Linked DNA regions of Homo sapiens: all the other regions are linked to region 1. A link is an interaction called in ENCODE POLR2A ChIA-PET data of the cell type or tissue named here. Cell type or tissue: OCI-LY7. All regions are shown on one strand.

What was found. ChIA-PET counts read pairs that join two places held together with the same protein. Peaks named below come from ENCODE experiments on the same cell type or tissue, not always from the same donor. Only the 100,000 strongest peaks of a DNase experiment are listed, where the experiment ranks them.
Region 2: POLR2A ChIA-PET joins it to region 1 with 5 read pairs; 3 of 35 experiments call an interaction of 5 or more read pairs at or near these places.
Region 3: POLR2A ChIA-PET joins it to region 1 with 5 read pairs; 3 of 35 experiments call an interaction of 5 or more read pairs at or near these places.

Annotation. Positions count from the first base shown.
Region 1 is chr16:58,417,420-58,421,419 of GRCh38, forward strand. LINC02137 (long intergenic non-protein coding RNA 2137) reads left to right here and starts at 3,907. Exons shown (of 4, transcript NR_187253.1): 1 at 3,907-4,000. RefSeq lists an enhancer at 449-558. In OCI-LY7, no CTCF peak of the experiment used is centred here; DNase peaks (open chromatin) are centred at 342, 1,972, 2,362, 3,832 and 3 weaker places; H3K4me3 peaks cover 3,784 bases; H3K27ac peaks cover 4,000 bases.
Region 2 is chr16:58,361,401-58,365,400 of GRCh38, forward strand. No RefSeq gene overlaps it. Among named protein-coding and RNA genes, the nearest start is that of GINS3, 29 kb to the right of the region's middle. In OCI-LY7, no CTCF peak of the experiment used is centred here; no DNase peak of the experiment used is centred here.
Region 3 is chr16:58,306,718-58,310,717 of GRCh38, forward strand. No RefSeq gene overlaps it. Among named protein-coding and RNA genes, the nearest start is that of PRSS54, 14 kb to the left of the region's middle. In OCI-LY7, no CTCF peak of the experiment used is centred here; no DNase peak of the experiment used is centred here.

The DNA.
Region 1 (4,000 bases):
CCGGTCCTCCCAACACCGTTTCTATAGGACTCGCCATCCCCTCTTCCAACCGCACTATCAGGCGTCTCTCGCTTCAGTCCTGGTCCTCCCAACGCCATTTCTATAGGACTCGCTATCCCTTCTAAGTGTCTCCTTTGGCAAAATTGGCCCAACCTATGCCTATGTCATATCACCATTATCTGCAGTAAAAACAGGACTCCTCCTTCTGTTTCAAAAGACTGCTCATGTCATTGACAACCCGTGCTCATTCTCGAGATTGCAAGCTGCTATTTTTGAAAAGTTATTTTGCATGACATTTTGCCTCAGGGGCCCTTGGTCTGTTTAATCTGGGTATCTCAGTTGGCAGAACACTGTGTGGCTCTCCGGATTGATTACATGTGTCTAATCTGCAGCTCTGGCTGTTGCAAAAACTCCCTTGCCTCCTTCTCTCTGCCTCACCCCCAACTGCCTTGCTCAAAACAGGTGATGGGTGGCTCATGGTTGGTCCGGAGGAAGGGGGAATCCGAGAAAGCAGAGGCTACACAGTTCAAACAGTCCCCTGCAGGGCAGGCTTGGCTGTTTTCTGGCTTCTTCTGCTGGGAATTTCACTGACAGCAGAAATTAATCCCACTTATTCACTCATTCATTCGCCCCTCCAGTGAGGGTCTGAAGTCAGGAGTGGAATGGTCATCCCTCACTGCCCTGTGGAGTTTACACTGTAAAGGGCAAGGCGGACTATAAACGGGATTACAATAAGATCTGTGAGGTGAATTAAAGGGCATGTGTAAATAAAGACAGAGTCTCGCTCTGTCACTCAGGCTTGAGTGCAGTGGCACAACCCTAGCTCACTGCAGCTTTGAACTCCTGGGCTCAAGCGATCTCCACGCCTCAACCTCCCAAGTAGCTAGTACTACAAGTGTGTGCCACCACATCTGGCTAATTTTTCTTGTTCTTAATTTTTATAGAGACGGAGTTCTCACTATGTTGCCCAGGCTGGTCTAGAACTCCTGGCTTCAAGCAATCATCCCACCTCAGCCTCCCAAAGATTGGGATTACAGGTGTGAGCCACTTTGCCCGGCTTTCAGGGACCTTCTTTAGTGAGTCCAAAGAGGGGCTCTCTGAGGAAAGATGCAGAGCTGGCTGGGTGAAGAGCCCAGAGGAGGTCATCATTCCAAGCAGTGAGAGGAGGTGAGAAGTGTGTGGCTTGGTTGGCCTGCTTTAAGAAACAAAAGCAGGCCTGGGTGGCAGAGGTGTGGATGAGAGTGACAGGAGATGAGGGAGTGGGGAGGAGGCAGAGAGCAGATCTTTTGAGGCATGAATATGATAGAGCTGGCCGTAGGGGTGGAGCTGACAGTCAGGGAGTGGGAGGACATTATTAGATCATCACAAGTGTGAGCCCAGGACGGGCCATACACATTGCCTTGAGAGCCTTTGGCAGGGCCACCTTCCAAGTCAGGCTGTGTGTGACTGGAGGGCCTCCGGGGAAGGTAACTTTTAAGCAAAAGTCCATAACAGGAACTGGCTGCAGTGACTCATGCCTGTAATCCCCCTGCACTTTGGGAGGCCAAGATGGATCACTTGAGGTCAGGAATTCGAGACCAGCCTTGCCAACATGGCAAACCCCGTCTCCACTAAAAATACAAAAAATAGCCAGGCATGGTGGTGTGGCCTGTAGTCCCAGCTACTCAGAAGGCTGAGGCAGGAGACTCACTTAAACCCGGGAGGTGGAGTTTGCAGCGAGCCCAGATCATGCCACTGCACTCCAGCCTGGGTGACAGACCAAGACTCCGTCTCAAAAAAAATAAATAAATAAACCCACCACAGTGGTTCTCAAAGGTGTGGTCCCCAGGCCAGCTGCATCAGCACCACCTGTGAATTTGCTAGAACTACAGATTCCAGCGCCCACCCCAGACCTACTGAGTCCTCCAGAGCACAGAGCACGGAGCCTAACACGTGCTGAATTCATGGCCTCCGAATTGCAAGCTGTCAAGTTCCAGAGTGTGCTGACGTGTTAAGATGCACAGAGTCGTGTCATGGGGACACACCCTAGCCAGCAGGTTGTGCCCACCCCGGCGTGGAATGAGGACAGAGCCCAGCTTGGGTGGGTTTAGCTGATTTTAAGGTGCCAGGGTAGAAACAGAAATGCGTCTGCACAGCTGTGCTGGGTGAAATTTCACACTTGGCAAGGTGTGAACAGAATTAACATTTGCTGGAACAGGTTGGAAGCCTTTAGACTGTGAGTTACAAAATCAGGCAAAGAAAGAAAAAAAAAGGAAGGGGGAAAATTAGGTGATCTTCAACCTCATTAACTCAAGCCCAGCTGCAGAGGATGTTACCAAATTATCCACTAAGAAAACCCACCTGGGGCTGAGAATAAGCCTGAGACTTCAGGCCCCAGGGGTCCTTTTGAAAAGAAAGTTCTCCGCCTGAGAACAGTTGCTCTCACGAAAGCGCCTCCTCCACAGCCCCTGCAGAGCATCAGGCCTCGACACTTTAATTGCTCCGATAGAAACAAGCTAATGGGGTTTTAATAAAAATAGAACCCAAATAGGCGTTGATCCCCTATTTTTTGCAACCAGAGGCACTGCCACAGTTTCAGTGCCATCGGTGCTAGCTAGGGGGGTCTCCATGCCATGAGACCCTGGTGAGAATTAAATAAGGAAAACAAGCTTATGGATTCGATATTTTGAGAGCTTCAACAAAAACCAGAACTCTGTCAACAACAGCCTGGTTTATCCTAGGTCCAGGGAAAAACAGGTCAAGACACATGCCCCAAATCACTAAAGGCAATAAAAGCTTGGTAGGGGTAGGGGTGCCCGCGGTCCTGCTCCCCAGCACTGGAGTGAGCAGGACACTGGCTGCCCCTCAAGATAATTTGAATCTTCAAAAAGTAAGTAAGATGTCCGTTTTTTTGGCCAGGTGTGGTGGCTCACGCCTGTAATCCCAGCACTTTGGGAGATGGAGGAGGGTGGATCACCTGAGGTCAGGAGTTCAAGACCAGCCTGGCCAACATGGCATAATCCTATCTCTACTAAAAATACAAAAATCAGGTGGGCATGGTGGCTCACACCTGTAATCTCAACTACTCAGGAGGCTGAGGCATGAGAATGGCTTGAACCCAGGAGGCAGAGGTTGCAGTGAGCCGAGATTGCGCCACTGCACTCCAGCCTGGGCGACAGAGCAAGACGCTGTCTCAAAAAAAAGTCCGTTTTTAGTGCATCTGTAGTTTCAGGTAGGATCATTTAGTAATTAGGGGTCCAGGCTCTGGGCTGGGAGCCCCCAAGTTCAAACCCCAGCTTTGCCATTTTGGAGCCACGTGACGTGGGAGTACGGTGCTTAGCTCAGTGCCCCACTTTCCTCATCTGTAAAACGGGAACCATGATTATACTCACCTGGTAGGATTTTGAGGTGCACTAAATGGGTTCTATGTAAAATGCTTAAAGCAGTGTCCTGCACGTGGTAAGCCCTTGAGTAATGCTGGCTAGTGGGGGAGATCGGGAATAAACAAGTAACAATGAGGATTTCAGACAGGGATAGAACCATGAAGAAGACAAGCAGGCTGAGGTGGTAAATAATGGGGGCAAGAGGGGTGGCTGCACTGTAAGAAGGGCCCTCTGGGTAGTCTGTGGAGCCACCGGACACACAGAGGCCTGGAGCATCCAGGCAGGGGAGCCAGGAAGCCAAATCTTTAAATGGGGAACAGTGTAGGCATTCCAGGCTGGAGAAGGATGGTGATATAGTTTGACGATGTCTCCACCCAAGTCTCATCTTGAATTGTAGTTCCCATAATCCCCACGTGTGGTGGGAGGGGCCCCGTGGGAAGTAATTTAATCATGGGGGCGGTTTTCACCGTGCTGTTCTCGTGATAGTGAGTGAGTTCTCACAGATCTGATAGTTTTATAAGGGGCTTTCCCCCTTTTGCTTGGCACTTCTCTTTCCTGCTGCCATGTGAAGAAGGATGTATTTGCTTCTCCTTCTGCCATGATCGTAAGTTTCCTGAGGCCTCCCCAGCCATGTTGAA
Region 2 (4,000 bases), 56 kb before region 1:
GCTGTCCAGGAACCAGGGACTAGAGTCAAAAACCTTAGAAGTCTACCTGGTGTTCTACTGCATTGCAGCTGAGCTGGCACTCAAACTACAAGACATAGCCCTTCCCACTCTTCTCTCCCCTTTCCAAAAGCAGAGAAGCCTCATCCCATGGCCACCACTACCACAGGCCTGTGGGGGAGTACGGCCAGACTACTGCTGATGTTCCCTTAAGGCCCAAGCACTCTTCAGTCAGCTTGTGGTGAATACTGCCTGGGCTGGGACTCACCCTTCAGGGCAGTGGGCTTCTCTCTGGCCCAGTAAAGGTCCAGAAATGTCGTCCAAGAGCCAAGTCCTGGAATCAGGGACTCCAAGAACCTGCTTGGTGCTCCAACCCAGTGTGGCTGAGCTGGTACTTAAAGTGCAAGACAAAGTCCCCTTTATTTTTTCCTCTGCTTTTCTCAAGCAGAAGTATTGCCCCATAGCCACCATGGGAATGTGCTGAGTCTCACTTGAAGCCAGCAAGTCTCAAAGTCTTACCCAAGGCCCTTGACATAGTATGTGGGTATCACAGTGGTTACTCAAGTCCCAAGGGCTCTTCAGTTAGCAGGTGATGAATGCTGCCATGACTGGGTCCTTCCCTTCAAGACAGTGGGTTCCCTTTTGGCCCAGGGTATATCTTGAAATATCATCTGGAAGCTAGGCCCTGGAATTGGGGCCTCCCAACTCTGGTGCCCTATCCTCTCATGGCTGAGCTGGTATCCAAGATAGATGCAAGAGAAAATCCTCCCCGCTCTTCCCTCTCCTCTCCTCAGGCAGAAGGGAGGATCTCTTTTGGAGAGCTGTGTAGCCTGGGGCTAGGGGAAAGGTGGTGCCAGCACCCCCTTAGCTGCCCCAGCTGGTGTGTCAGTAGGTTGTGTGCCCCCCTCCTGTACCCAGTCTACTGGTTGTGGGCCAAGTTTAGCACTAGGACTACCTAAAAGTTGCAGTTCTTGTGGCCTAGACTGCCTTTCAACTTTATTTAGAGCTCTTGAGTACTTTAGCCCACAGTGGTGAGGTTTGTAGGAACTCAAGTTCTGACCACTGGGATCAGCTATTCCCTTCTGGCTAGGGCTGGTTTAAATGCTCCCTCCCTGGGTGGGCATCAGCCGAGTTTGGTCTGGCTTTCCTTTCTGCCATAACAGGACAGCACTGAGTTTAGTGCCTTACAATTGCTGTGCTGTCCCTCCCCCAGCACATAGTAACACTGACCACACCACATTGCTGCTACTACCAGGAGTTAAGGAGAGGTGGTGTCAGAGATTTAAGACTATTTTTTTTCTACCTCTTCAGTGCCTCACTCAGTGACACAAAGTTAAAATCAGGTACCATGAGCACTCATCTGATTTTGGTTCTTATGAAGGTTTTTTTTTTTTTGTTTCTTGTATATAGGTAGTTGTTAAATTGATGTCCTTGTGGGAAGGACGATCAGTGGAGCCTTCTATTTCACCATCTTGCTCCATCTCTGCCTCTCTTAGCACTTTGAATATATCATTCCAGTCTCTCCTGGCCTGTAAGGTTTCTGCTGAGAAATCAACTGTTAGTGTAATAGGAATTTCCTTTATATGTGATGTGATGCTTTTCTCTTGCTGTTTTTTGAAATCTCGTTTTGTCTTTGACGTTTGACAGTTTGACAATAATATGTCTTGGAGAAACCCTTTTTGGGTTGTATCTATTTGGTGATCTTTAAGCTTCCTATATCTAGATGTCTATATGTCTTGCAAGACTTGGGAAATTTTCAGCTTTTATTTAGTTAAATAGGCTTTCTATGACTTTGCCTATCTTTTCTTCCTGTGGAATTCCTAAAAATTAAATATTTGGTCACATTGTGGTGTGCCATGTATCATGTAGGCTTTTTTCATTGTTTTTTATTCTTATTTATTTATTTCTTTTTGCTTGGTTGGGTTATTTCAAAAGGGCTGTCTTTGAAATCAGAAAGTCTTATGTTTGATCTTGTCTATTGTTGAAGTTTTACAATTGTATTTTTTAAATTATTCAATAAATTCTTCAGCCCAGCATTTCTGTTGTCTCTTTTTTTAAATTACATCTATCTCTTTTTTGAATTTCTAATTCAGATCATAAATTGTTTTTCTGATTTCTTTGCATTGTTTATCTGTGTCCTCTCATATCTCACTGAGTTTCTTTAATATCATTATCTTGAATTCTTTTTCAGGCACTTCATAAACTTCCTTTTTTGAGGGATCCATTACTGGAGAGTTATTGCTTTCCTTTGCAGTGGTCATGTTTTCTTGCCTTTTCATGTTTCTTATGTCCTTATGTTGATGTCTATGCATCTGGTGTAATAGCTGTTTCATCCAATTTTATGAATTGGCTGTCATAGGAAGACTTTTTCCTATAGATTTAACTATAGCATTGGTTGGGTAGAGTGCTTTGGCTGTGATTCTGGGTGGACACAGTGGTATAGTTGCCATGTGGTTTTGTAAACTATAATCAGCATCAGTGGTGTCTGTGAGTTCTTCAGTGGCTTAGACCATGGTTGTTAGTAGAGGCTGTGGTGAGACTTTGCTAGGAATAGAAACAGTCAGCAGGCCAGTTCTCAGGTGCCAGTTGTGGTGGTGGTGGGTAAGGGTGGGCCTGTCCTCAGGCCCCTAGATGGCATGCACAGATACCTGTGGAGTGGGCAGGGTGGGTCGATCCACAAGCTGCCAGACAACATGTGTGGATGCCAGTGGCAGGTGGAACATACCTGTCTTCAGGTTCCCTGATGGTGTGTGCATACGCCGGTAGTGGTGGGTGGAGCAGATCTATCCCCAGGCCTCAGACAATGCACACTAGTACCAGCAGCAACAGGTGGGGTGGGCTTCTTCTCAGGACCCTGGATGTTGCACATCAGCAGTGGCAGGTGGCAGGGGTCAATCCCTGCATGGATGCTGGTGGCAGGAGGGGCATGCTGTCTTTAGGTCTCCCCAGTGATGCACAGGGGCACTGGTGGCATCCAGTGGACAATGTGCACAGGCCCCCAGTGGTGAGCAGGTGGGGCGGATTCCACATACACTTTTTTTTTTTTTTTTTGAGATGGAGTCTTCTTGTGTTGCCCAGGCTGGAGTGCAGTGGCACAATCTCGGCTCACTGCAAACTCCGCCTCCCAGGTTCAAGCGATTCTTCTGCCTCAGCCTCCCGAGTAGCTGGTATACAGGCGCACACCACCACACCTGGCTAATTTTTATGTTTTTGGTAGAGACAGGGTTTCACCATGTTGGCCAGGCTGGTCTGGCAACTCCTAACCTCAAGTGATCTGCCTGCCTCAGCCTCCCAAAGTGCTGGGATTACAGGCATGAGCCACCACGCTTGGCCCACATGCACTTTTTGGAAAACAAAAATGGAATTTTGATATACATCTTTGTCTTCAACTTGTGTTTTTGTTGTTGGTTTTTTTTTTTTTTTTTTTTTTTTGAGATGGAGTCTCCCTCTATTGCCCAGGCTGGAGTGCAGTGACACAATCTCAGCTCACTGCAACCTCTGCCTCCTGGGTTCAAGCAATTCTCCTCCCTCAGCCTCCTGAGTAGCTGGGACTACAGGTGCATGCCATCACAGCTGGCTAGTTTTTTTGTATTTTTAGTAGAGATGGGGTTTCACCATATTGGCCAGGCTGGTCTCAAACTCCTGACCTCATGATCCGCCCACCTCAGCCTCCCAAAGTGCTGGGATTACAGGCATGAGCCACCACGCCCGGCCAACTTGTGTTTTTTTACTTAAGAGTATACCAATCACTTTAGCTGTTCAGGCCAGTGTATATAAATTTACCTTGTTCTTTAAATTAATGCATAACTGAGAAAAAGGATTTGGGGAGGCAGTGTCTAGGATGAAGAACAGGACCTCTTTTGATGTTTTTCCAGATATATAAGTGAAAATTGAAAGTATTTTTAATTACCTTTGGTCATTGGGGTATAGTTCTTTGAATGCCACATCAAGCTCAGATGGGCATTGGGCACCCTAAGATTTATTCAGATTACATTAGAAAGAT
Region 3 (4,000 bases), 110 kb before region 1:
AGATTATAAGCGTGAGCTACCATGCCTGGCCAAATATACACACTTTTCATTTGTCAATTATACCTCAATAAAGCTGAGAAAAAATAAAAGGACAAAAAAGGAGATTCTAATAAATAATATAATATAATAAATTCCTCTAACGTTTCAAAAAAAAAGAAAGAAATTGACATTATTGGTGAAGGTGAAGTCTCTAGCATGGCCGAGACAGGCAGCCTTTTTCCCTTCTCCCTCCCCAAGGTCATCACTACAACAACAACACTGCTGTTTTTACACTTTTACTACAAATTACATGTATCCATAAACAACATGCTGCATTGTGTGTGTTTTTTAAATGGGCTCACACCATACATATCATTCTGCTGCTTGCTCTTTTTTTTTTCTTTTTTCTTTTTTGAGATGAAGTCTCATTCTGTCACCCAGGCTGCAGTGCAGTGGCAAATCGGCTCACTGCAACCTCTGCCTCCCAGGTTCAAGCAATTTTCCTGCCTCAGCCTCCCAAGTAGCTGGGATTACAGGTGCCTGCCACCACGCCTGGCTAATTTTTTGTATTTTTAGTTGAGATGGGGTTTCACCATGTTGGCCAGGCTGGTCTCAAACTCCTGACTTCAAGTGATTCGCCTGCCCCGGCCTCCCAAAGTGCTGGGATTACAGTTGTGAGCCACCATGCCCGGCCTACTGCTTGCTCTTTCATCATTATTTCAAGATTTAGTCCATTCATTTTCATTGCTGTCAAGTATTCTATCCCATAAACACACCTCAATTTATTGATTCATTCCCCTGCCCATGGACATTTGCATTGTTGCCAATTTCTAAAATATTAACAAATAATCCTGTAGTAAACATTGTTGTACCATTATCCATATGCAAGTGTAAAGGATGTAAACCAAAAATAAAATTCTAAGCTTGCTAACCATCTGAATGGACAGGGCATTCCAAAGTTAACCTGAAAAACTAGCTCAGGCCATGATGGGAAGAGGGAGTCAGACAGGCCTCATTATACCTTTCTGTCTTGGAATTCAGACCCAGCTGACCAGTACTGATATCAACACAGACCTTAAGACTGATAGAACAGACTCTTTAAGTCTGATAAGAAACATTTACAATCTATTCTTTCTGAAGCCTGCTATCTGGAGGCTTCATCTGCATAAAACCTTGGTCTCTACAACCCCTATTATAACCCAGACATTCCTTCCTATTGATTCCAGGTCTTTAGATAATAACTCTTTCAACCAATTGCCAATCAGAAAATCTTTGAATCTGCCTATGACCTTGAAGCTTTGAAATTATTGGTAAAGTAATATTAGGAATGTCTTAAGAATTGTCAGCATTTTTTGTTTGCATTTATTAAGCAGTTTCATACTTATCTCTGCTAAACACTACACTGTGTCAAAATTTGACATAAGGGCTAGAAAAGTATGAAACCAGCCCATGACAGAATGATTCTTTGCTTGTGTAATTTTTTTTTTTTTTTTTTTGAGAGAGAGTCTCCCTCTGCTGCCCAGGCTAGAGGGCAGTGGTGCAATCTTGGCTCACTGCAACCTTAGCCTCCCAGGTTCAAGCGTCTCCTGCCTCGGCCTACCGAGTAGCTGGGACTACAGGCACGTGCCACCACACCTGGATAATTGTTGTGTTTTTAGTAGAGACAGGGTTTTGCAATGTTGGCCAGGCTGGTCTCAAACTCCTGACCTCAGGTGACCCACCCACCTCAGGCTCCCAAAGTGCTGGGATTACAGGTGTGAGCCACTGCACCTGCCCTGCTTGTGTAATTTTTGATAAATAAGACATCTAATATCACTGGTTCAATGAAAACAACTAAATCCTATGTTATTGGTAAAATGCCCATATATTTAACCTTAAGTTTTTTACTTAGATAAACAGTGAAATTCACAGGCCATAAAGGTTGTTAAGAGAAAAATAACTTTAAATGATGACTATCACAGTTTTCATAATAATCTAGGTAAACTATTAAAAACAAAATAAGTAATCAGGTAAATGTAATAGAATAAATGCTTGTAAACAAATGTCATATAATATAGAATCTAAGGTTATATTAAAAAATATTCATTAAATTTCTGAGTAATTTCAAATTTAAAAGATTATAGGAAAACCTTTTTCTAAAAAAAGTATACTCTTGTTAAAAGGTAAATAATTTCTGTCTAATTCAAAGGTCATTTAAAGGTTATATATAAAACAAGGTGAAAAGAACCAGAAAAATAACTTTATATCTATATCTTTTTATATCTATAACTTTCTTTATAGTTTACTTTCTTTATAGGTACTTTTGGTAAGAAAGGTTAAAAGAAAAATAACTTTGTATGACAGAGAATTGTATATTGCAAATTTTTGTCTTAAAATAAAATGACTGGTTGTTTAAAAAAGAGGGATGTTGGCCAAGCACAGTGGCTCATGCCTGTAATCCTAGCACTTTGGAGGGCCGAGGCAGGCAGATCAACTGAGGTCAGAAGTTCAAGACCAGCCTGGCCAACATGGCAAAACCCCATGTCTACTAAAAATACAAAAATTAGCCAGGCTTGGTGGTGGGCACCTGTAATCCCAGCTACTCAGGAGGCTGAGGTGTGAGAATCACTTGAATGAGACATGAGAATCACTTGAACCCGGGAGGCGGAGGTTGCAATGAGCCAAGATCGCGTCACTGCATTCCAGCCTGGGTGACAGAGCCAGACTCCATCTCAAAAAAAAAAAAAAAAAAAGAAAAAGAAAGAGGGATGTTTAGGACAAACCAGAAAGCCCAAGCATGTTATGAATGATTGTGTAAGTTGTAATAAGGTTAGTAAAAAAGGAATTTTTTTTTTTTTTTTTTTTTTGAGATGGAGTCTCACTCTGTTGCCTGGGCTGGAGTGCAGTGGTGCGATCTTGGTTTACTGTAAGCTCTGCCTCCTGGGTTCATGCCATTCTCCTGCTTCAGCCTCCCGAGTAGCTGGGACTACAGGCGCCTGCCACCATGCCCAGCTAATTTTTTTGTATTTTTTTTAGTAAAGACGGGGTTTCACCGTGTTAGCCAGGATGGTCTGGATCTCCTGACCTCGTGATCCACCTGCCTTGGCCTCCCAAAGTGTTGGGATTACAGGCATGAGCCAACATGCCTAGCCAAAAAGGAATTTATTTTTAAAATGTTATGATTAAGTTGGCTATAATTAAAAGGGAAATATATGGCCAGGTGTAGTGGCTCATGCCTGTAATCCCAGCACTTTGGGAGGCTGAGGTGGGTGGATCACCTGAGGTCAGGAGTTCGAGACCAACCTGGCAAAACCTGGTGAAACTCCGTCTCTACTAAATATACAAAAATTAGCTGGGCGTGGTGGCAGGCGCCTGTAATCCCAACTACTCAGGAGGCTGAGGCAGGAGAATCACTTGAACCCTGGAGGCGGAGGTTGCAGTGAGCTGAGATCATGCCATTGTGCTCCAGCCTGAGTGACAGAGCAAGACTCCATCACAAAAAAAAAAAAATTGGGAAATATGTCTTTCTAGAAATTGGACTTTGATATCAAAAATACACCAATACAAAACTAAAGGATTGGTTAGAATAAGATTTTATTTAAAATATTGACTTATTCTTAATGCAAGAAGTTTTAAATTTTTAAATTCCATAACCTTTTTCTTTTTGAAAATTCTTCAGATTGATATCTCATAAGTTCAATTTCTGCCGTACTCCACTGCCTCAGCTCTTTCTCTCTTTTGAGAAGGCCTGGGATGGGAACTCTCTCTTTCAACTTTTGTTGGCTCCTATAATTTTTTTTTTTAAATAGTCTAATGTAAGGGAGATAATTTTGGAAACAGGCAAATGAAAAATCTTATGGGATCTGCCTTTGTATGTCTGCTATGTCTATATGCTTGTATGTGTCATGTGGAAGTAAGATTTCACTACCAAACTATAAAAAGAGCTCTAATCAGTTGGCTTAAAATAAGTGTTTATCAGACTAATAACAGCTAGCTCAGATGCCTTTTAGTTCACATGACTTTAGTAATATTTGGTAAGATT